2 separate regions of the Homo sapiens genome follow, and region 1 is linked to region 2. Evidence: chromatin loops called from intact Hi-C (ENCODE). Cell type or tissue: PC-9. All regions are shown on one strand. Links, peaks and the distances in the headings refer to the core of each region. The heading gives the core; the rest is flanking DNA.

Region 1 (8,000 bases), core at 1-8,000, 53 kb after region 2:
TCATTGCATTTAGGACCCACCCTAAATCCAGGATGATTTCATTTCAAGACTTTTAACTAGATTTGCAAAACCCCATTTCCAAATAAGGTCACATTCTGCAGTTTTGGGTAGACGTGAAATGTGGAGACACTGTGCAACCCACTGTCTTGGGGAGGGGGTGGTCAGCCTGGGGCAGATGTTGCTGGGTGTGGAGCTACATCCACTCATGCCCTGACCTGGAACCCAGACCTGCTTCCCCAGCTCTCCTCCTGGTTATCTGAAGCAGGGAATGGAGAGCACTGCCCTCCTTGCCCAGGCAGTCTCTATCACCTGGTTTTAGTTTCTTCTTAGCACATATTGCCCCAGAATATCTGGTTGGTTTATGGCTTACTTGAGTTTGTGCCTACCTGTCCCAACCGGGAGGTGAGCCCTGGCTATTCCCCAAACCCGGCCCTGCATGTGGGAGCTGCCCTTCCTCCGTTCATCAGAGGGGGCCAACAGTCCACAGCTGTTCTTAATCATCTCCCAGTAACCCCCAGCTCCACAAAGGTGACTCCTTACATGGTGGAGAGGTGGTCGGGCCATCCGTGTGAAATGTGTATGTGACCGTTTTCCTTAAGGGGCACGTAGTCTTGGCAGGTTTCGCTCAATATAGGATGAGCTCAGGACTCCAGTGGACTGTGGATTCAGATCTGGATTCTGGCGCATTCGCCGTGTGAACGGGGGCACGTTGCTGGCCTGTCTGCGCCTCGTCTCCCGACTGTGGAGTGTGTTCTGCCCCTTGTCTTTCTGGGAGGTAGGGAGGGCAGTGAGCCCCTTCGCATCGCCCACCACAGGCCCAGCACATGGCTGATCCCCACTGAGTGTTCTTTTCCTCCTTTGATCCCCTTTGGCTGACCTAGGTTGGAGCAGCCACTAAAATATACCCAGAAACATCTTCCTAATCTACATCTGTGCCAACCCTCATTCCCTGGCGCAGCATGACCATCACATGCCCGCCATTGTTCCTGATCTCTGCTGCTCATGACCTGCTCTCCAGCGCTCCTTCTCATGCTCACATTCCAGTTGGCCTGACCTAGATAAGTGGAGGTTTATTTGACCCCAAAAATTAGCCTTCTACAAACGAATATAATAGTGTCCATTACAGAGAATAAACTTAGTGCGTGTCCCATTTAAGCAGAAGTTACTGAAAGCCTGAGTTTAAGTTTCCAGGGCCTGAAAGTTTTCCATGACAGTTTTCTGCATAATATTACCTACAATTTCAATCTGTTATTTAAAGCCATTCTTGTGTTTGTTGTACTTTGATTAGCTTTATTTTGATTTGAAGTCCTTTTACATTACGGGCAGTTAACGCTTTGTCTCTGTTAGATTTGCTTTTTAGTTCACAAGAGAAACCTCATTCCTCTGTATTTGAATAGTTGCAATGATGGAACAGCTGTCCCTGGAGGGAAATGAAAACAGTGATTCCCCAAATTGTGACAATAGAAATTTGCTCTTGGGTTACTTACAATGTATCTGAGTATTAAAAAATTTTCTTTTTAAACGTTTGAAGTAAAACTACCCAGAAACACTTAGTGGCTGACCAGAAACTAAACTCCTGGCATCCTCAAAATGGGATTTATTGGCTTATAAATGTCCTGTGTTGACTCACAAAGGCACAAACTATCTAGGTAAGTTTTCTTCTAAATGTTGATGGGAGAGCTGGCCACTGTTATGCAAGTTTCATTGTCCTGACTAAACTGCCAAAGAGATTACATAAAATTATATCAACTAGACAAAAGGAAAAAGGAAAAAAAACAGAGGTGTCTTGGGAGGAATCCATATGAGACCAGTAGACCATGAGAGAGACATCCCTTGCCATCTACAAGGAAAATGGATTTTGTTCTCCATATGCAAAACCATCTCAGGAGCTTGCGGAGACACCACTTGCTTACTAGCCAGAAAGAGCAGGTGCCTCCTAAATTCCCCACACAGGAGCTCACAGTGGCTTTCATGCACTGGGATTAAGTTAGACTTAAGAAAGCCTGTCTACTCTTCCTGGGATTTACAAGCCAGCTAGTAAATCCCAGAATAAATCACACGGCACAGTCATCCAAAGATCCCGTCATCCGTGCCGTTTGGAAAGCCCTGCTCCTGTGCCACCCTCTCCCCGTGGAGCCTCCCATGCCCAGGACTGCAGAGTCCTGCCATTCAGACTGCAACTCATCTCACATTCTTCCAAACTATTTGGACAACAGAGCTTTCTCATCACCTAATGCAGATTACAGTCTCACAGAATTGAGTGTTCAGGCAGACACTGATGTGGTTCTGTAGTACAGCAAACAATATCAGTTTACAGTCCTGAGGCCAGGCCTGGTGAACAACGCACGGTAGCGGTGGGGCAGGGTTCTCAGAATGAAACTGGCTTACACATGGCACTCTCTGACCACAACTGTATAAGCACCAAACTACACTTAGTTCCATCTATGAGGTAAAATTTAATGCAGATGAACATCAAAGAAAACGTCAAAGGCTCCTTTTTACAAGTACGTGGGCTACTTAATTTGGTCCAAGTCCATTTTAAAAAGCCCTAGGTGCTTTCACGGCTCTGCTACTGACAAGAAGCCCCAGTGCCTGTGAGCTGCTAATGGGAGGGAGAGGAAGATGAGCTGAGTGGGCCGGGCTATCCCGTCCACACCGGGAGACAGGGAAGGAGACTCCAAGCTGGTGGTGCCAGCACATTCCAGGCCACTCAGGCCTATTCCTAGGTGCCAGGTCACGAAAACCACGCTGACAGATCGTGCTGTGTGCGTGTCATAGCACACAAGCAGGACTGTGAGAGAGTGAAAGTGACACTGGGTGGAGCACTGAGGAAGGGCCACAGTGTGTTGGTGGAGATAGGCTGTCATGGAGAAGAGACCCTGGCTTGCTCTACATTGCTTCCAATGCAACTGCAAGGCAGGTCCCAGAGGGCTCCGGCCTTCGTCATCCAGGTTTGCTCCCTCCCCTCATGGCTTTCCCATCCTCAGATGAGGACTCGGCAGAGCCTACCCCTGCTGACTAACTGTGGCCCCAGGGTGGTGACTCAGCCCTGCACCTCCTGATCCCGTCTGCACTGGGCCAGAGAGGATGACTTACCCAGCACGTTCACATCACACAGCTTTGTGGATTCCTAGGTCCAAGGACCAGAGATTTCAGTTATGTGAGTTATTTTTTTTATTTGTTCTTGCGTATTCCACAAAGGGTCGCAGCTAAACTTAACCTAATGATCACTTTAGTATATCACTAAAAAGACAAAGCTCACAGTGCTGTTGAAGCACATTCATCATCTTTAGACATTTTGACTAGTTATTTCTTAAGCATTTACCTGCTAGTGTTAAGCATCACATGAAATACATATAGAAGTAAGACAAAATTTCTTATCTCCCCAAGTTTGCCAACAAATACAGAGCAGGAAGGGAAGCAGGTCAGAGCAGGAGGCGCAGCTATAGTGAGGCCACCATGCAAGGCACAGGGAGGGTGAGCTCCAAGTTTGAATGGAATGGGTCTGTCAGCCAAGCCCCCTGGCTCTGGGAAGATAGCAGTGAACAAGCCAGATGGCCCCTCACCCTCCAGAGCCGTGAGTCCTGCAGACCAAACAGCGTGACAGGTCCTTTCCCTGTCCAGGAGGCCTCTGTGGGTGAGAGTTGGCTGCGGACAGGGCGTGAAGGCACTTGAGGGTGGGGAAGTGACTCTGACTGGGAGATGCTGAGGACAGGGAGGAAACCACCAGATAAGGGACACTGGGGAGGAGGGGTGGACCCCTCAGGGCCAAGCACATGGAGCCTCATCACAAAGGCAAGATGGTGGCCAAATTCAAGGTCGCTGCAAAAGGAATGGAGAAGAGAGAATAGATTTGGCATTTGGAGGAAATGGTGACAATCATGAGCACCTACCCGGGACTCTCCATGGGTGCTATCTCTACATAAACTCATTCCACCCTCTGATTAATCCATTCTACATATGGGGAAACAAAGGCATGCGGTGTTTACGTCACTTGCCAAGATCTCAGGATTTGATCCAGGTGGCCTGGTTCCATGGTGCAGCCTCTCAGCCTGCATGGATGCCCCAGCTCAGAGCATGACTCTCAGGACAGGGGTCCCAGCAGCCCTCCCTCCCTGAGCAGCAGGGTGCCCGTGCTGCACCACTTCTGTCTAGGAATAGGACATTCTGACACTTTCCTGCCTCTTCCGAGGTCTAGCACTTACTCTATGCCTGCCTGGGAAGGTGGCAAGCTGGCCTGAGGAACAGACTCTTCCATTTTTTAGGGAGCTCAAGGCCACAGATGCTCTGAGATCTGGAGTCCAGAGACAGGAGCGGAGGCTTCTCCTGGTGACCACTCTGCTTAAAAACTTCATCAGATCCGTAGTTTCAGAGCCCCCCTGAACCCCATCCCTTACCTCTACCAGTTGCAGGTGGGTCTCTGGGGTGGGGCTGCCCTCCCCACCAGCACCCCAAGGGCTAAAAGGTTGAGGGGAGAACACCATCATTTGTACAGGGGGATCCTGGAAGATGAGGCCTGAGAAAGCCCTGCGGGGCCCCTCACCTTCTCCCTAGCTGTGGCCAAGAGTGTCTGGCCTTGCCTGCCTCAGGACCAGCCCAAAGTGGAGGTGAGAGGTGAGCCCCAGCCCCCAGGGGAAGGGTGATGGTGGTCTTGGTCTCAGCATGGTTCTGGTAGAGGTGGGTTATTTTGAAGATGATGAACCTTAAGCCTCTTTCTGATCTTGCTTTAAATAAATACTTCTGAACAACAGCAACAACAGAATAGTGTTGATAGGAAAGCCCTCCACTCCACCAGAACCACGCGGCCTTCTCGTCCTCCCCTCCTCCACTTCCTTCCTAAGTCACTGCTCCATGAGCTCTTCCACAGGAGATTTACAAAATAGAACACAAACAATCCAGTTCCCGCCTCTCACTCTGAACTCCTCCCAAGACTCGTGGGGTGCGGCAGCCCCTGGGAACACCCAGCCCTTCAAGGTCAAACACAGCCCCCGCCCCTCACTCTGGGGTACCCTGCCAGAATAAGCCCCGACAGCCATGTGGAGCAGAGCCTTCTTTTTTGTAAGTGGAAGTTCCAGGCTGGCTTTTCAAATCCCCTTTTAACCTCAGTGCTGTATTTCAAAATTCATTCCAGTTTTCCTGTAGTAATTAACAAAAATAAATATTTTAATTTCAATTAAAGTGAGGGTCTCGGAGAAGAAGCAGGAACTGAGTTTCCTGAGAGGCCCCGCTGAGGCTTTGTTGATATTTCTTCCTGCGACCTCTGCTCGGACCCTGGGAGCTCACAGGCCGTATCGCAGCTCTTATCTTTGGGGACCAGTTAAAGCATAACTGCGCCAGGCACAGAGTTGTCCTTTCAAATGTGCCGGCAGTGGGACGGAGACCCATGCGTCAAGTCTCCTCTAAGTTCACATGGGATTCTCTCCTTGTCCCAAAGCTGTCTCTGACTTAAAACCCTCCAACTGATTACCTGAATTCCAGAATATGTCCTGTGCTCTCTGCCCTTTCCCACGCCTTTGGTGAAGACCGGTGTTCTGAGGAAACAGACACTGTGTAGAAATGGCTCAGGTCCTTTAAAGCCCTGGTGTGAGGAGTGGGGAAGGGCTGGGCCAGAGGTCAGCTGGATTTGTTAGATTGACAGAGTGACGCGGACTTCCCCAGAGGCACGGGACCAAGGTGCATGCTCACGCTGTCTCATGCTCTCACACATAATGTGTGTGTGTGTGTGTGTGTATATATATATACACATATACATATATATATATACACACATATGCATATATATAAAACCCCAAGCAGCCTCTGGCTTAGCAGGTGCATTTCCCAGCAGGGCAATTAAAGCCATGGTCCCAGTAGTGGTCTTGGGGTCTCAGGGTATTTGGTCTGTGCAGCCACATGCTTCAGTCTCTGGACCCCAGGTCATCTAACGAGGTGGTCGTGTGGGGACTGGGATAGAAAAGGTGTCTGCACGGACGTGTGTGAAAGGGCTGGCACATCGCCAGTGCTCAGCACTGTCAGCTGCTATCACCAGTCATTCAATCATTCATTCATTCAGTTGTTCATTCTTCAACAGGCCGTTTTAAAAATGTGCCCAGTATACCAAAATCTCCGCTAAGCATTTAAAGAGGCAGAATGAAAGTTAGCAGTGGTGGTGAAACGAAGCTGGGAATGTGCTCTGAGGGCCTCCTTGTGGGCTTAATGAATATGTAGAAACCACGCATTTTAAATAGAGAGGGAGAAAGGGAGAGGTTCCTGGTCCTCTGCATGGGGACTTGTGTGTGGCTCTTTACTGTAGGCCTGTGCCACTCCTGCTCAACAGCTACCACAGAGGACGCCTTCAACAAATGTGAAGAACGAACAAAAGGTACAAATGTGAAGAACGAACAGGGTAGAAAGAAAGGAGAAAGCAAGGGTGAGGGTGAGAAATCAAGGGACAGAGAAGAGAGAAGAGGAGATAGCCTGGGAGTTCACACAGCCAAGAAGGTAGACACTCAGTTGAACCAGCAAGAGGCTGAGCCTAACTCTCCCTTTCGAATGGGCAGGAGTTCATGATATTTAATAAACAGAGGCCTTGCTCTGTAAGAGACAGGGTACCAGGCAGAGAGCAAGTCAGCATCGCAGGAGTCAAACGAGGCAGACAGCGGGGGCAGGGAGCTTGCCTCTGAAGGAGACCCAGGCTGCCAGAGTAGCAGGGAGTCTGGGCCAGTCCTCTTTTGGGAAGCGCTTCCTCGGCTTCTGCCCCCCCTCTCCTCTCCCTTTCCACCCACCATCCTGACATAATACTTCCTAATCTGGAAGTGTTGTCCAGAGAAGAACCTGCTCATTTCCTCTTAAGTAGGCAGGGAAGCACTAACGTCCAGCAGCATCGGAAACCCGTAGGAGCGCTCTCGGCAGTGCAGGGTGAGGGGACAGTCCATGTAGTCATGAGACGTGGGTGTCAGGCAAGCGTCTCTTTTCCAAAAGAGAAAAACATTAAAGGCCTCACAAACGGCGCCCAAAGACTAATTCTGCATAGCATCTTTGCGAGACCCTAGGTTCTTATGATGACTGGTTTTGCCTGAGAAAGAAAAAATTTTAATTTTGCTCTGACATGCCAATTCAACAAATCATTTTCACATAATATTCATGCAAAAAAAAAACAATTTGCCAGAAAACTTGGGAATCCATCCACATCTACAGCTTTTCCCTGCAGTCACACTACAGTGGGATCCCTCCATACAGGAGCGGCAGAGTGGAGCAGGCTAGAGATGCCTGTTTGTTTCTGTTTGCTGCACCGCAGCAAGCATTTCTGTCGTGCCCACTCTGTACTAGAAAGTACATGAACATCAGCCATAAAGGGAACTAGAAAGGTGGCCCACCCTCTTGGTGGAGAGAGAAGAGAGTGTGGTAGAAACAATAATAAGAAGTCTGCAGAACTTGACCCCTCCCAGCCTCTCCCACCTGCCAGCCTGGCCCTTGCAGAGAGATGCAGGCTGCCATTCTTAGGCCAAAGCCTGGGACAGTTGGGCTCAGCAAGGTAGGCATCCGTCAAGCAAGGAGGAGCAGGGGTCAGCAGTGACCCCAGCAGCCAGCAGGGAGAAAGGTGCATGTGACAAGGACACCAGAGGCCGTGGGTCAGGATCAGCCAGGGTCAGGGTAGCATTTCTAGGAATTCACTCTGTTGGGCGCTGTGCTGGCTGCTTCTCACATATTATTCCTTTCTTACTCTCAGAGCAGAGATTTCAATTGCAGCGAGATTGTGGAGGCAGCCAGGGAGGTGGGGAGGGTGGTGTCTTCTAAAAGCATTTTCAGTATCCATGTGGTTTCAGTAATAATAATAATAATAAACCAGTGAAAAGTAAAACAGGACAAAAATCTTCATAGGCAGTGAACCATATCAGAGAGTCCAAGAAAGCACAATGAGAGTGTGGCTTAAAAACCCTGAACGACATTCCTTTGCACCAGCTTGGTGAGGAGGGCATGGTCCCCGCCACCCCCCACCCCCACTTTGCAGATAAACCACA
Region 2 (17,076 bases), core at 3,712-11,711:
TGGTTCCAGTCAATGCTATGTCCCAGGACTGTTCGTTTTTGCACATACTAATCCTAAAAGGACGATGACAACAGCAACCACTTACATGACCTAGATGCTCTTCTGGGTGTTGTGCAAATATTAACAATTTAATCCTTGCAACAATCCACGAGGGAGGCATTCTTCTACTCCCACTTAACAGACAAGGACAGTGAAGCTAGTAAAGAGAAGTCATTTGCCCAAGGGGACCCCACTACTGTTGGCAGAGCTGGGTGCAAACGCAGGCTTGTGAAGCCAGGACCCATGCATTCAAAGACCATGCCAGGTGCCCCCACTGCACACCTCATCCCCACATACCAGTGAGGGGGAGAGAAATGCTCCTGCACTGCCTCTGATTAACTGCTTTCCTAGAAGTCACACATATAAAAGGGATTTAATTCTAGTGGGATTGAATCTCAATAGTTTCCTTATTAGGTTGATTTCTGTTAATAGTTTAAGTACTGGATATACATGAATTAGAAAATCTAGATTATTAGCAAATGCAAACTATAAAGTATTTTATAAATGTTATCTTGTTTGTCAGGGGATGAGTGAGATATTCATTATACAAAAAGTAGTGTGGATTTTGAGGTAGAAGGTTTACTAAGGATCATACCGTAGTATGAAATAGCCACAAACATTCAGTGAAACCAAACACCCCCGCTTAACCTCAAACTAACACTAAATAATAAGGAATAGACTTGGGGGCAGTGCAAGTGTATTTCTAATGGTGAAAACCATTCCCCAGTGAAAACTAATGTACCATCTAGTTAATAAGAGCTCCTCTGACCCACGCACATCAATACTTACATCCCAATGGTGATGTGACATTTTGGGTTTTGTATTTCTTTTGCAAATTGAGCTAGCATTTTTGATGAGTGGCAGGGCTCTGCTACCCAACCTTTGGACAGTTTCCAAGCATAAAATCACAATTCCAGATAATTCTGTCACAAAGATCTGGGTCTCATTAGGAAGGAGAGGAAGCTGGGAGATGATCCAGTCCAACCTCCCCCAAACCAAACATCACGGCCTTCTCAGTTGTTTCACCAACCATCTAAATGTTTTAGTAATTCTAAAAATTGATGCGCTTTTTCCACGAAAGGAAGTGTTACCACATTTTCCAAGTGGGAGGCATCTATATCCTTACTCCTTCATCCTCTCCTTCCCACCCCCTCACCCCCCACCACCCACACAACATCTGCAATTCTTAAACTAAAGCACAAATTGTTACAAAAGTTAATTGCACTTTCAAAGGAATGCTTGTATAGAAACTTTCTCGGCTTCAAGGAAAAATAATACGCTTTGAATGGCTGTTCAACAGCATAGAAATTAGCTGAGTAGAAGGCACTCATATAGCCATTAGGACCAATCCTTTCTGCCGCCAACACCCCCCTTATAAAGACTTGACAGTGGGCCAGAATAAACAACTTCAGGATGAATTCAGTTGAGACACAAAGTACACACTTCCAGTTTTTCCCTTCTCTGGTTACTGGCCTCAATAACCAGGCAGTCAACTTAAAAAGAAAAACAAAAGCTTGCTTCAGATTACAGATTGCAGACTTCTTATAATATGTCCATTTCACCAGGCCCCGCTCTCAGCCCCGGGAAAGGCCACTGGAAACCACCTCACATGGTAGGGCCTTGCGGGAGCCAGTAATAACCTTATCTCCGTCAACATGTTCTGTCAGATTGAATGGGGCAGCCAGAGAAGCCAGAGTTGGCACAGGAACCAAAACAAAGGCTTCCCATCCTCCTGGAGTGAGCGGTTGAGCCTGGATTGGTGCTTAGACCTATAATGGGTGCAAGCAGCGTTCATTCATAGTGGCTTTCTAGACCCAGGGACTTGGCCCCAGCCCTGCTGCTCCACTCCTCTTCTTGCTTCATTACCACGAGTCTCCTAGACCACCGAACGATGCCTGCATTTGAAAGACACTTCTGCTGATCAAAGCAGCTGATGTGTCCCTTTGCGGTTCATTTCTAATTGTCCCCAAGGAGGAGAAATTCAAATAGTTTATTACTGAGAGTTAAAGAAATCCACTGAAATATTCTTTGGTCTAAAATTACTGTCATGGCGGAGCAGCTTCACCTTAGTCATTGCCCTTAAATATGAAAGCTATTTAAGAAAGTTTGCCCTTAAATATGAAAGCTATTTTAAAAAGTTTAATGAAAGAAGAGAATCACAAAACATTTTCAAAAAGCAAAAGAAAACCTAAGAGAAAAGTTGAAAGTAGGAATTTTTTAAAGAATATACGACGTGTGTTCTGTGACTCACCCCTGCAAGTTATTTGTGTGTATTCCCTTGCATAGTAATTAATAATGAAGCAAAGCATGGCAATGATATCTTTTCTTGTCTAGTATTCTAGAAGACTCCATGTTTTTGGAAAATATCACTCTAGTTAGATCTCAAATATATTCAATCAGAAAATGGGTTTTCTACAAGATTCTATATCTGTAGTCAATAGCAAATATAATTCTATTAAGCTAGTAGGATGTGATAGGAAACTAAAACCTAGGGGAGACCAAAGCAAGGAAAAATACTTCCTCATCCAAACTTGAGAGCAATTTACCGTCAGGCCTACTATTAATAGATGGAATACAGATTCCATTTTCATTACTCAACTGCCATATTCATTATTACACTGTACAGAAAAGGGAATCACATCTGTTGAAAACTTATATATGATGTTCATGCATGCATTCCAGTAATTCAACAATTTTTATTTATCTTTTTATTGCTTGCTAATTTTTCAAAATAATAAGCTAAAGAAAACAAAATGTTTGTGCTGTTCTCAGATGACATGTTATCTCTTTAAAGGACAAAATGTGCTGTGAAATAATAGAATGCTTTCAGCACTCAAGTGTGAGTGAGTGCTCATACATGAGAGAAAGCCGTGGGGACTACAGAAGCCAAGAAGCAGATCTAGCTGGGGAGGCCTTTGCAGAGGATGTAGTTGTGTGGAGAGGCCACACACGTGGAATTCCCAGGAGGGCTGTGGAGGCGGGGAATCTGCAGGAAAGCACTGGGGTGAGAAACGTGATGAGAAACAATTATTGTCTTAAAATATCTGCAGGGCTGTAAGGTAGAGAAGCAATACGTTGCATCTGTGTTAAGTCAAACAAAATTATCAAGGGACTGGTTTCAGCTTAACATAAGGAACAATTATGTGATAGGGTTGTCAATAACAAGAGTAGACTGCTTCTTCACACACTCCTAGTCACTCAGAATGGTCCAGGAGGAGTGGACAACCATTTGGTAGAGTATGGGAAGGCAGGGGCCCTGGGTGGGAGTGGTGAGGGTAGGGAGTGAGTATCCCAATCTAGAAGTAAATTGTGCCCAGCACGGAGCTGCAACACTGCCCTGCACACAAACACACACAAATAACAATCCCCAGCCCCTGCATTTCCCTCTCCGGTTTCAGGACCTTGTATCTTACTTCAATTCCTTTATTTAGCTGATGATGAAATAGGAAGAGCTTAGCACTAAGAAAATCCTTTTGGAGTTTGGCCTTGGGGGAAAATGAATCACTCCAACCAGGTCTGTCTTCTAGAAAGTATAGGATGAAAGGGCTCCTCATCACATACTTCCTGACCTCCTGCTAGGCCTTTCCCTAAAACAGGGGCTGGCAAAGCACAACCTGTGGGTCACGCCTAGCCTGCCACCTGTTTTTGCAAATAAAGTTTTATTGGAGCATGACTATATGTATTTGCTTACAGTCTGTGGCTGCGTTCACACTATCCCAGCAGAGTTGAATAATTGGGACAGGGACCATATGATGGGTGAAGCTGAAAACATTTACTCTCTGGCTGTATTCAGAGGAGGTTTACTGAGCCCTTCTCTGAGACATGGCAAGCGCTGCTTCAGGCTCATGCTTCACTAGATTCAGGCCTGGGGCAGTAAAGAGCCAGCTCAGGATAGCACTCCCGACTCACTCATTTTTTCAGGCAGGGGAGCCATCTAATGTCAAGTGCCTACGTGCAGGAACTGGTCTGTTAATTAGCAGCTCTCCTCATGGAAGGGATAATATATTCTAGAAACAGGAGTGCGGCCCTATTGCAAGAATGTCCTGAGCCAAAATTAAGATTCTTCTATGGCAGAAACTTGGCTGGGGCTTCTCCTGAGTTAACTTGGTAGTTGTTAGTGATTTTTGAGTCAGTTTTTCCTTGTCAACGACCCCAGGAATGAGTTTGGGATTACAGGGTAGCCAGGGAAAGGGAAAGCTTCACGCCCGCCCCCGGGACAAGGTCTGTCTTCACACTGCTACATCCCTTCACCCACTTTAAAATGAAACTTAAAAGGAGGATTTCAGTTGAGTAGGAAGTGAGAAGAGGGCTCATTTTAAAACAAGCGTTAAATGAAAACCCACACACACTCAGAGCACACAAATCCAACCACGCTTACAAAACCATCACAGAGGGTCAGGCGAGGCCCTTTTCTAAATGAAAAAGAACAGGGGTGGAGACTGTTCTGAGAGCATGCTGGGTTCCCTGAAGGGAATTCTCAGCTGTATGTGCCCCGCACAGGATCCCTGCTAGACACAAGGCCAGCTGCCTTCCTTTCAAGCCGCAGACGCATCCCTGTGTCCAGGCGGGCTGGTCAGCTGCGGTCAGCACCAGCTTCCCCGCTCCATGGTGAGGTCATCACAACATGTGAGCAGGAGGGCAGGCCGGCAACCTCTGAGTGCTTAGAGAAAGGGACGGGATTCCTCCTGTGCAACCCCTCTAGTCTCACTCAGACTCAAGTCTGACTAAGGGGCCAGGTGCTTTGACCAGGGACTCTCCCCTCTCACTTCCCTCCCAGGAGTCACAGGTACATGAGTCCTTGTTTTACAAATGAAGAAAACAGACCCAACATGATTAAGATGTTGCCTTCATAGGGGTGGCACCAGGATTCCAAACCATGGACTCCACTGAGCCCAGTGCCCACTGACATGTGCCAGTAACAGTGCAGCTGCCTGTGGTTCTGTCGACTAAACTGCCGGCAGAGGCTGGCTTTCCACCTTCTTTTTTTTTTTTTCACTCTTCAAACACTTTATGACATGAACATAAACTACTGGCTGCATCGTTCTGCTGACAACATGACATGTTTCTATAACTTGAAAAAAGCAAGCAGTGGACTGCTCATTGGTAAAATTGAGTCAGTAATCTTTTAGGAAGGTTATTTTTCTTCCTTTTACTGCTTCTCATCTGTTCCCCGCAGTAAAGAGGACAAGATGACGACGACTCAGGGAACACCTCCAGCCTGAAGCAGCACCATGCGAGCTTAGACCTTAGGGTCGGCTTAGAAACCACAGGCGGGGCGGCTTGGGCCCCTCGGACACTCCCTCTCGAAGCTGCTTCTCCCCAAGCTACCCCAAAGGCACTGAGCGCCCTCTGCCCCCCAGCAATTCAATTCACTGGCTGTCCTGCTCCTGTCAGTACTGAGAGTTGCATGTTTGACCCTCGGGGGAAAAGTCCAGAGGCCCTGGGGTGTCCAGCATGCTCTGAGGTCCCTGCTGCTGACCCCTTGCGCTGTCAGCATTCAGAGACATTCACACAGCACAGCCTCCCAGGCTAACAGCTGTCATGGAACAGTGGAGCAGCTAGACGTGGCCATTCTGTGGCCCAGTGCTGCAGAGGTCAAAGGGACAAGCGCAGGGAGCATCTTTGCTTTCAGAAAAAAAAAAAAAAAAAAGAAGCACACTGGTGCACTGACCTGCTCCTGGTGTCTTTGTGATTGCTCTTTTCTTTCGATTTTTGGTTGTCTTTTTTTTTTTGAAAGAGGGGCTTTTATGCTTTTTTCCTAATGTTCATGGGTAAACCAATGTAAATGTGTGTATGTTTATAGAGATGGCTTTAAATCGCAATTCTGCAGTAGAGATTGATTTTTTAAAAAACATGGGTAAAAATTGAAGAAAAATTTTAAAAGAACATTTAAACCATCTTGGGCTAGGGGTGGATATGCACCACCCCACGGAAGCCAAACAAAATCTCTCTGCAGATAAACATTTGCAAAAAGAATTTCCAATCCCAATTTTTGAGTCAGAGATCTTTTATTTCCTTGCAAATTACATATCTGTTTCAGGATTTTTGACTATAAGAAGAATGAATGAAGATGTGTTTCTTACAGATAACTATGAACAAACCAGGAAGGATAATAACTTGTATCCCCCAATTCGAATCCAGAGGATGGGAAGGCATAAAAAAAAGAAATGGAAGAAACTTTATTTTTAGTGGTAAATGGTGGGACTATGTATTTTACGTATGGTGAAGTCACCAAGCCCAACACTTGGCACTTGTAGGCAAGGTAGTCTTCTAATCTGAATGTGAAGTATTATGTTTTCATTTGCTTGGTAATGAGGAATATTGGTGCTTTCGTCCCAGTTCTCGAGCTGACTGACTTCTCTTTCTGACGTGTGTTCCTTTAGCACACCTCTACACTGCATGGCTCTGAGATGTCCTGTGACTGTTTCATGTGTAAAGTTGCCTCCCCAAAGGACTCACATATTCCTTCAGGGCAGTGAGTACTTCTGATTCATCCTTAGCAGCTACCTTCGCGCTACTTTACTAGATATGTTGTAGTTGAATTAATGAACAAAAGAACAAGCAACTTTGGTGCCTGGTGTGCATCTCAGAGCAGGGTGGAGTGAGCCTGGCCAAAGGGTCATCATGCAACCTCTGTGGCTGACTCCATCTGGCCACGGAGCTTCTCAGCCATGCTTGGTATTCACATGACTTCTAGGGCGACAGCTCAACCAGCAAATAAACAGCTTCATATGGGAAATATTACTCAGCCTTTGTCATCAAGGAGTGAGTCACGGGCCTGAACTGAATAGAAGATAGAGGAGAAAAGGTGTGTGGACTGGGTGAGACAGCGCCCAGCGAGGTGAACTCCCGGCAGCCCTGCCTGTCTTTACCTGCACATCACCTTGCTAGGGTGCCTTCGGTTGTGAGGGCCTGTCTAGGAAGAGAAGAGTTGCACCCTGGCAGGCAGCACTGAGCTGTCTCATGCAAAGCTGAGGAAGAAAGAGTGAGCTGCCCAGTGAGCCTGCTGGGGTGGTGGAGGCTGGGCTGGGCTGTGCAGTCTGCAGCCCCCAGCAGCCCTTGGCACCTTTCTACTGCCTGGTGCTCACCAGCTCTCCAGTAACAAAGAGGGACGTGAAGTCAGAGGGGAAGGGAGGTAGCACAGGGCAGTCTTGACTTTGAACAAAGAGCTGGCTTCCTGAAGTCAGCTGGCCGGGTTTTGAAGCCGATTTTCCAGCAGTGATCTTTGATGCCAACCCCATTTAGGAATTCTGTATCTCCCCCTACCTTCTACCAGATGTCTCTGAGCTCACCTTTGGTGATAATCATGCAATCTCCGTCATCCCCACGTCCACACTGCCCCATTCTGTCCCACCCCGGGTTCTGTGGTGCTGTCGGCTCCCCAGCGAGCCAGGAAGGGAGAGGCCAGCTCTGCTGGGGCTCCTGCCGCCCTGGCTCTGCACTGCCCTTCTCTGGCAGGTCTGAGGCGCCACTGGAGGAGCCACACGGCCCTGAAGCAGCAAGGCAGATGCCCTGGACACAGTGGAGGCACAGAGTGCAAGCACCGGCCTGGCCCACAGACTTTTGGAGGGGAAGTGGTATTATTCAGTTCAAAAGTATGCCTGTGTGTAAAGAGAGAGCCCCTGAACATGAGTAAGCAAAAGTCTCAGCGCAGAGATTAGACAAGTAGAATGCTGGCCCGAGAGGAGGCGTTTACTCACCCTCTGTCTAGGAAGGAAAGCCAGGCCCAGCACGCTCACTGCTATCTATCCTCTCACACAGAGGGATTTTGAATCGAAGCCAGCATCCTGTCCTTTCTCCAATGTCCCCTGCTCAGGAGTCAGGACTCAGCAAGGCCCACCCCAGCCACACACAGATACAGTTCCAGGACTCAGAACTCAGCGAGGCCCACCCCAGCCACATGCAGGTCCAGTTCCAGGATTCAGGACACAGTGAGGCCCACCCGAGCCACATCCAGGTCCAGTTCCAGGACTCAGGATTCAGTGAGGCCCACCCCAGCCACACACAGGTCCAGTTCCAGGACTCAGGACTCAGCGAGGCCCACCCCAGCCACATGCAGGTCCAGTTCCAGGATTCAGGACACAGTGAGGCCCACCCCAGCCATATCCAGGTTCAGTTCCAGGTAAATCATCTGCCTTCCTCCGTCCAAAAGCCTTGTTTCCTGTGTGTCCTTGTGTTTAAAATGGAAACGTTATGAGAAACTGCCTGCCAGGGCAAAGGGTGCTGCCCGGCACACAGTAGGGACTCAAAATGAAACTATTGTATTGAATACATAACAGATCAACGGGTATTGCTTTCTGAAATCTTTTTTAGCCCAATTTTGTTTCTTATAGTCCAATAACAGGTCAAATTCATTTCTGATTTACTAGCCATTCAGTTGCCCATAAAAAATGGAAAGTGATTTAAGATTATTAGTTTAAAAACCAATGAAGGTAAAACAGTTATCATTGAAGGCACATAGGCAGAAATAGATTGCAATAGTTGCTGCCATGTGAAGCCTCAGTGTCATGCTCCATATTTAGAGAGATCTATGATTTCTGAGGCCCTTTCATGTCCATGATCTCAGTACTGCTCACAACTGCCCTGTGAAATTCGCCGAGCTGGCCCCATGTCAATCAGAGTACACTGAGCACTGAGACCCAGCATGTTGAGATAACTGGCTAGAGATCATCCCATAATGGTACCATCACAATCTTCACACTGTAGAAGTTTGATGATGTCACTGGAAGCATATTCCACAGTCCCTTGTGAACTGGCCTTCCTGTGATCAGAAGCATCAGTGAACTCCCAAGAGGGTGGGAACTCCCAAGAGGTATTCTCACTCTACTTAGTGTATATTTTACAAATCACAAGCTTGGCTTTGGATTCTTTTAATGGCTAGAAGGAGAATCATGGGGTTGGAAGTCCACCAGTTTGGGTATTCTGTTCCCTAACTCAAAATAAAGAGATGTTATTTTCAAGTCTTCTGCTTGTTAACTTAATTAGAGATACATGAGTTTGCAGCTGTGCTGGGCATGCCGCAGCTTGGCATGTTTAGTCCAGAAGGCATATTATAATGTACATGGAAGATTGTCAGAAATTCAAAAGGACTTTTTGAGTATCACATGTGTATTTTCAAGTTCCAATATAGATTCACATTCAGTTTGACAGGTATCTTTGGATGCCTATCAGTTAAGAACTATTTATTAGTTGTGGAATAAAATAGGGTAAAATAAGGAACAACTGAGGAAAAAACATAAAATTTGCTTTGTGAATAAAAGTTGTCTTCAAAATTATGACTTTTTCCATCCCACAAAAGTTTTGATTAAACCCACAATGAAAATTTAAATAAGTGTATTTACTTTGGTTTAACCACTTATTTCATTATGACTCACAACTATAGGTTTTCTAGTTTCCATTATTACAAACTATTGTGTGGTTTAAATCAATTTCATAGACTAGTCTAGTTCTATAGTCACAATTTATAAAATTTTTTTATGTGGTAAATTGAGTGTCTTCATAGATGTACATGATTATTTCTCAATTTTTAAGGAATGTATTTTTTAAGATAGCCTTCTTTAGCCTTCTTTAACACTGATTTTTGTAAATTTTTTACAGATTTTTTTAAATTTTTGGTAATTTTTTAGCATAAAGTAATACATGGTCACTATGGAAAACATAAAAACACAAAAACTATGAAGAGTAAATAAGAAAAACACCCAGAAATTTACCATTCAGAAAAGGTCATTGTTAACAACACGGTGTATCTTCCTCCTGTCATGCTTCCGTGCATTTGAGCACATTTGAGATGTGTATACATGTTCACTTTGAGATTTTAGTATAGCAAAAGAAATGACCGGTCCTGATTCAATGAAACCTCTGGCAAACTCGCTATATTTTCCTTACATATTTTTAAGTTCATCCTATAAATGAACTATCCATTCATCTTATTTGAGATTTTCTTAAATCTTTCAGCAAGAAAGCGGGAAAAAAATCCTCCTCTGGCCTTTAAAGCCTAATTAAATATATGACTAAGCTAGAAATATTTTATAATGACCAACCAGAAAGTGGCAAGGACTGTCACTCTTCCCATACAGCCCACCTCCTCCTCTATCTCCCTCAGGCACACGGAAACGAGAAAGGCAGAGAAACCCAGGACAAGTCATCCAAGACTTTGGTCACATGGCCATCCATTGCTTTCACAACAAAAATATAAATCCAACATGTGTGTGTGCATTTCATACCAGTAGGTCCAATAAGCTATCTATATATACACATATGTGTACACACACACACACACATCCTTACAGACACTCCCCAGCTTACTACAGTTTGACTTAAGATTTTTTGACTTTACGATGGTGTGAAAGCAATGCACATTCAATGGAAACCATACTTCTAATGTTGAATTTTTTATCTTTTCTTGGGTTAGTTGATGTCTGATATGTTACTTTCTTGCGATGCCAGGCAATGGCTGGGAGCCAGAGCTCCCAGTCAGCCATGCAATCAAGAGGCTAAACAGCTGATACTATACAGTGGACTGTGTCACCAGCATTTTGGGGATATTGTGTTTTGTGTTTTTGAATCCTATCATGTCTACAAAATGCCATTTTCGACTGCTATTTTCAATTTAGGGTGGGTTTATCAGGACATAACCCTATGGAAAGTTGAGGACCATCTGTATATCTGGTAGGGAAAGATGGATAACAAATTCATAGGCAAATAATAATTTCATGATTATTATTAAGTTATTCCTACTTAATAATAAGTAGTGATCACTGCCAGGGAGCAGAGAATGCAGGATAATGTGACAGATGTAATGGTGGGTACTTAAGCTAATGTAGTTGCAGAACAGGCTTTTCTAGAGGGTAGGCCTTTAAGCGTACCTCGAAGATGCAAAGGAAGCAAAGATGCGAAGATCTGGGCTGGGGATGGAAGCAGAGACAACTTGGAGGCCAAGGGGAGAGACTGACAACAGCCCAGCTCATACCTCAGCAGCCTTTAATGCATAGCTAAGAAAACAACAAATTAAAACAATTATAGTTTACTTAGACGATTCTAAGTGTCTAAGTGGATTTGGGCAAATCTGGAGAAACTTGTTCTAATACTGTGTCTTAATAAGTAATATAGATTTGCCCAGGCTTGTGGGCAGAGTGGTATACACCCCATAATAGCAGAGGAAGGCCACAGGGCCTACCCTACAAAACCAGAGGCATTTAAAAACTTAAAGGAGGCAGATTGCTTTTATTTTCAGTTAAAATAAAGTGAGGAGTTTCTCAAGAAAAATAATAACGAGACCACCGGCCCGCCCTAGATGTCCAACAAGAATGCACAGATAACTTCGTATATCCACTTTCCTGAACCTGCCCCTGACAGCCAAGTGGAGCACAACAACAGAGATGAACCTCAAAACTACTGTGCTGTGACATAAGGCTTGCTCAAGAGGACAGTGTGGTGTGAGTCCATCTATGTTCTAAAGCAAGCAAAGCTATTCTGTAGTGAAAATGGATCAGGACAGCAGTTGCCTCTGGTGTATGGGGGCAGGGATCGACTGGGAGGGGCATGAGGGATGACAGTTAGGGTTTCGATCATGACAGGAATTCAGATTACTCCAGCATGTGCATTTGTTAAAGCTCATCAAATGCTACACTTAAGATTAATCCTCTCACAGTTTGTGGATGTTACCTTAAAAACAACAATGATGACTGCAAACTAATATTGAACTCTGGTTAGTGATATACCAATGTGAAGTATAGTGATATCTCTACTTTACTTTAAAATGCATCCAAAGGCAGACTAGAGGACCATATCTGACAGACAGAAAAATAGATATGTGATAAGGTGAATGTAGTAAAATGCTAACATAAGGATGTTTGCGGTACAATTCTTTCAGCTTTTCTATACATTTATAAATCATAATAAAATTTTAGGACAAAAAGTTAGTGCTTTGAAGTCCTAAGTCATAGGGCCTGCTGCTCTTGATGCAGTAGAATTTGTCTTCAGATTTGCAAAGGGTAAGGCAAACCACTAGCATTTTGTATGGAACTTGATGCAAATACTTTTAATTGTCTGGTTTTCAAATGTATAGACTTAAAGTAATATCAACTCTTTCTTTGAATCAACTACTGAAATACCTAGTCTTAAATAAATATTTTTATGTAATCCTTAAAGTACTATGTATTCATTTTTCTTTCTTCTTTCTTTTCTGGTTTGATAAATATTCTATAAAGTAACTGTGTTTAATGGCCAACATTTGAGTAAGTCCATATGCAGATCCAAACATCTCAGTTTAGACAATAACTTAAGACAATATAGAGTGGCTGACATCCCCTAACGTGGGTCCAGATGCATGTTATGTTATGTTTCTGTTGCATTCTCAATAGTTAACTTTAATAAAAGAAAGTCAAAAGCTTATATATTTTTTCAATCTTCAAAACATTTCTGGGAGGTTGTCTTAGTTAATTTTATGTTGCTATACCCATATCACAGACTGGGTAATTTATAAAGAAAATAAATGTATTTGGCTCATGGTTCTGGTGGCTGGGAAGTCCAAGAGCATGGCATTGGCATCTGCTTGGCAGCTGGTGAGGGCCTTCATGCTGTGTCAATCTATGGTGGAAGGTCAAGAGAGCATGCATGTGAGGTGGTGGGGAAGAGAAAAAGCGGGTTTAACTCATCCTTTTATCAGGGACTCACTCCCGTGATAGCTAACCCATTCTTACATGAATGGCATTAATCCATTCCTTAGGGCACAGCTCTCATGACCTAATTATAATACCTCTTAAAGTTTCCACCTCTCAACACTGTTGCATTGGTGATTAAGTTTCCAATAAACGCACTTTGGAAAACACATTCAAACCACAGCAGAGATCAACGTTATTGTCACCATTTTCATATTTGAGGAAAGCATGGCACAGAGAGCTTGGAGAAGTACTTCAAGGTCACCCAATGAGGAAGTGGCTAAACAAAAACCTTATCTTAAATTAATTAAAAACCTCTTGCTCTTTGCAGTTTTGTCTTAAATCTACCTAATTTGTGACTGTAATTTTTAAGTAATTTACTCATATAAGTGGTCTCACATTAAATTTTCTCATTGCTTTATATTTCTAACATGAGATATTTGGTATAAGGATGGAACCAAGATCATACCTTGTTTTAATTAGAAAACCTAGACCAAGTCATTGTGATCCTCATCCTAGATTTCAGTTAAATGCTGCTGTCTCCTTTTGGGTATGTGACAGGGGAAAGCCTCAGAAGAAACAACCTTATGTGTTTTCTTTTGATACTTTAGTAATTAACCCAGGATAGTATTCAAGATTGACATGCCTTATATTGAATCAAATAGCATATCAACTGCCTTCTTATTCTCAAGTATAGACATGTTGGGTAATTGGGCATTTAAGTTTCTTTGCAATTTTTTCCATTATTAACAAAATTAATGAGCAACATTCTGCATAAGGTCTGTTTCCTCAGAATACGTTTCCCAAAGTGGAATCATCATGACGTAGAATTTAAGCATACTTACTTGTTTAAACAAATTGTCCAGTTGCTTCCCAAAATGTTTTGTGAATTAAGATTTACATCAAGAATATGTAATGTTGTTACTGTCTCCCAAATACAGGATCTTTTTCTGAATATAAAAGTTATACATGCTAATTGTAGACAATGAAGGGTCATTATCCTCATAGATAATGAAGTGCTTCTAATACTTGTGCTTTTATTCATTTATTCAAAAAGTGCTAAATAAGCCCTGAAGGGGCTTTTGGGGGGTCATTTGGGGCTTATTTAGCACTTTTTGAATAAATAAATAAAAGCACAAGTACAGTTTTTTTAAAATACTGTTTTCTATAATAGATTAATCTTAAATGGCATGTTTTCCTTTATTTTACTGACAAAAGTTACTTACTCTGTGATTGAATAATAAAAATTCTTTGGTTCAGCTGAGAGAAACTTGCAAGCTGACGTCCTTGATTATTTAAAATGAAAGCAGCTGCCTGTTTTCATCTCTCTGCATCCTGAGGAAACTCTTCTGCAACGTGTTCCAGCCCTAGGTTCTAGCTGACCCTGTTCATCTGTTTGGCACGAGGGGCCCAACTAACACTTGCGGCTACCTGGACGACAGCCAATCTAGTTGGAATGAGAGTTAGAGGCCATAGTCTGTCAGCTGGGAAAGCAGCTTTTATTCCAAGGTGTGCCAACCGAAAGGCCACATGTTATTGTCACAACCTGGTACCTACATCAGTGCTGACATCTTTAAGAACCTTAGAATTGGGAAATCAGTTTAGCCCTATCTGCATGTGTAGCCGACAACCACACAATTGTTCCAACTTGAGGTTGCATTCAGAGCAACCTCATTTCCCCCATACTCCTGAGGAAAAGCAGACCAGAGACGCTGGGTCAATCCAGAGTTATGGTTGGAAAAATGATGGAATAATTCTGCCCCTGGTGATAGGAGAGAGGGACTCCATCTTGTCAACTGTCATGGTTCCCATGTGAAAGCTATCATTATCACTGAAATTGAATGAGAACACAGAAGGGAAGAACAGGGAAATCCCCACAGAGTTAAAGAGGATGTGAAGATTGCTTCATGTTTAATGTTTGTGTAAGTGCTTTGGGTTGGTTATGTGCTGTCTGAACATGTGCTCATTTCCATGGCTCATTGAGAGGGCAGACAGTCCAATGATACTCTTTAGAATCATTCCCATGGGGAAGGAACAAAGAAGCCTGTAAAATAGAAATGCACATGTAAAAAGCATTGAAGAAAGTGCCAGTGTATTGATTTTGGCCATGGTTTGTGCTCTACCACCTGGTTACTGTGATTGCAGAAGTGCCTTTGCAGATGAGGAAGAACCTGGCCAAGGCTCAATCCAACATCCAAAGCCAGAGGCCATATTTCTTCACTCTTAAGATAATTTGGGTTCAAATTATAGTCCCTTTACACACTCTCTGCCTCAAAAGGCCCAAGACTCTCTTTTGTTATGCTTGCCTAAACATGCCTTTCAAAGAACTAGTTCTGTAAATACAACTTTATTATAAACCTCTCCTTTGCTTTTAAAAATGGATCACCACGTCCATTTCTATGGTCCAACTTTGTCCCTTAATTTAAAATTTTTTCTTGGATTAAGTTTGATGCCTTGAAACATTAGGAACTCAAGCATACAAGATTGTATGCTGGTGGTGAGGGAAGTAACTGTGCCTCCGCCTGTGCTGGGTGGATCAACATGGAGTGTGGACGAGCATAGGGATGTGTGGGTTTCTCACTAGCTGAGAGTGTTTTTAAATGTTGTATTTTGATGTTTGTTATTTTCTGAATATTCTACAGTTAGACCTTTGATTTATTCTTTGATGCATTCATTTGAATAATATTTTTAATCTCCAGCCAGTTAGGTTTTTAATTTACACTTTTGTCCCTGATTTTAGGTGTAGTGTTGTGTACACTACTGCCCAGTGTATGTTATGTTTGTAAACATTCATTGCACGCACAACAATGTGACTCACAATATTTTTGAGAAGTAAAAAGTTCATTATATAGTTATTAACTCAACCCTACAGTTATATTCGTGAAATACCTTGTGAAATTTATTTTTTGCCTACTGGAGCTCTTACAGGTTAATCCTGTCTTCAAGATTTTCATAGAATTTTCATCTACCACCCACCCCTTTAAATTTCAACATTTTTTTATTTTGGCATTTTAATGCAATTCAATGCATTATAGGGACAAGCTATCTCTTATTATGAATTGCACCTTATATAAACTTAAAGATCTTTTATCACAAATTTCTTTGCTGTGTCCTTTAGTGAGAATTTGTATTATCAGTCACTAAAGCTCACTAAGTTAGTAAGCTTTGCGCCCAGATGACCTGGGCAGGAATGGGTGAGTCTCTGTGTGGAGAGAGTGAAGAAACTGCTACCCTTAATACCTGGACCTTGAGGGATTGTTTTATTTTAGTTTTTCTGCATTTCTCAGTATTTCATGTGATATCTGTCTTTTTCTTCCAGTTTGCCAAGGCACGAGTAACAAGCTCACGCAGTTGGGCACTTTTGAAGATCATTTTCTCAGCCTCCAGAGGATGTTCAATAACTGTGAGGTGGTCCTTGGGAATTTGGAAATTACCTATGTGCAGAGGAATTATGATCTTTCCTTCTTAAAGGTTGGTGACTTTGATTTTCCTACACAAATAAAATTGGAGAAAATCTAAGTGGAGAAAGGCCTGGGCAGAATTCCACTTGAAGTGTGTTTATTTTTGCTATGGCAATGACAAGTCTTACAGAGCTACAAACGAGAGTTTTATGAGAAAGCCATTTTACCAGCTAATGTCAAGTAATAACTAGAAAAGGATATCAAATAGAAACAGGCTAATCTGGAGTTCCATGTCATCATAGACACTGACGTTTATCCCTGACCATTACCTCAGTCATGATGTGCTGCCATACTCGCTCTTAAAAACTTTTTTTAAAAGCCCTGCTTTGCACCATTTGCCTATTCCCTTAGTGTAAATACTCCTACTATAGCTGATTTCAAGGTACCAAGTTTCACTCAGCTGGTCACAGAATTCTTATTTCACGATAGGCGCTAATGACCCCATAGGAGCCAGCTCTGAAGGCTTCAGAGTTTCACTGAATTTTGGATGGGGTTTACTTAGCCTTCTTCTGTTTTTCTTTTACCTTTCCTTTTTAAATAAGAAATAATGCAAGACAGATACAAAGTAATTCTTTTTAATTTCCATTTTCACTGGAGAGTGTTGAACCCCGTGAGGCATGAGAGCACAGTGTTCCAGAACAATGCTTACTGCTCATTATCACAGGGGTCAAAGGCTAACGTGCAGGGATTGTTGCAGATCGTGGACATGCTGCCTCCTGTGTCCATGACTGCAATCGTCTACCTATTTTACAGTTGTTGAGCACTCGTGTGCATTAGGGTTCAACTGGGCGTCCTAGGGCTCCCTGGACCCATTTTAGACCTTGAGTTCTTGAGTTCCTCAAAAGAGAAATCACGCATTTATGTTTTCTCTTCTTAGACCATCCAGGAGGTGGCTGGTTATGTCCTCATTGCCCTCA

Evidence for each region. Hi-C counts contacts between places; a loop is a spot of excess contacts. Peaks named below come from ENCODE experiments on the same cell type or tissue, not always from the same donor. Only the 100,000 strongest peaks of a DNase experiment are listed, where the experiment ranks them.
Region 1: a loop joins it to region 2, with 5 times the contacts of the local background. A loop is called at or near these places in 10 of 110 quality-filtered maps.

What each region holds. Positions count from the first base shown.
Region 1 is chr7:55,183,390-55,191,389 of GRCh38, forward strand. The region is part of intron 20 of EGFR (epidermal growth factor receptor); the gene reads left to right. EGFR-AS1 (EGFR antisense RNA 1) reads right to left here and starts at 5,560. Exons shown (of 2, transcript NR_047551.1): 1 at 5,468-5,560. RefSeq lists an enhancer at 2,212-2,985. In PC-9, for the core only: no CTCF peak of the experiment used is centred there; DNase peaks (open chromatin) are centred at 2,273 and 3,032; H3K27ac peaks cover 2,629 bases.
Region 2 is chr7:55,126,269-55,143,344 of GRCh38, forward strand. It overlaps EGFR (epidermal growth factor receptor), which reads left to right. Exons shown (of 28, transcript NM_005228.5): 2 at 16,018-16,169; 3 at 17,037-17,076. Among named protein-coding and RNA genes, the nearest start is that of EGFR-AS1, 54 kb to the right of the region's middle. RefSeq lists enhancers at 4,396-4,475, 4,486-4,645, 4,951-5,858, 6,372-7,571, 6,512-7,511 and 1 more. In PC-9, for the core only: CTCF peaks have their summits at 7,305 and 7,509; DNase peaks (open chromatin) are centred at 6,623 and 7,683; H3K4me3 peaks cover 1,525 bases; H3K27ac peaks cover 6,995 bases.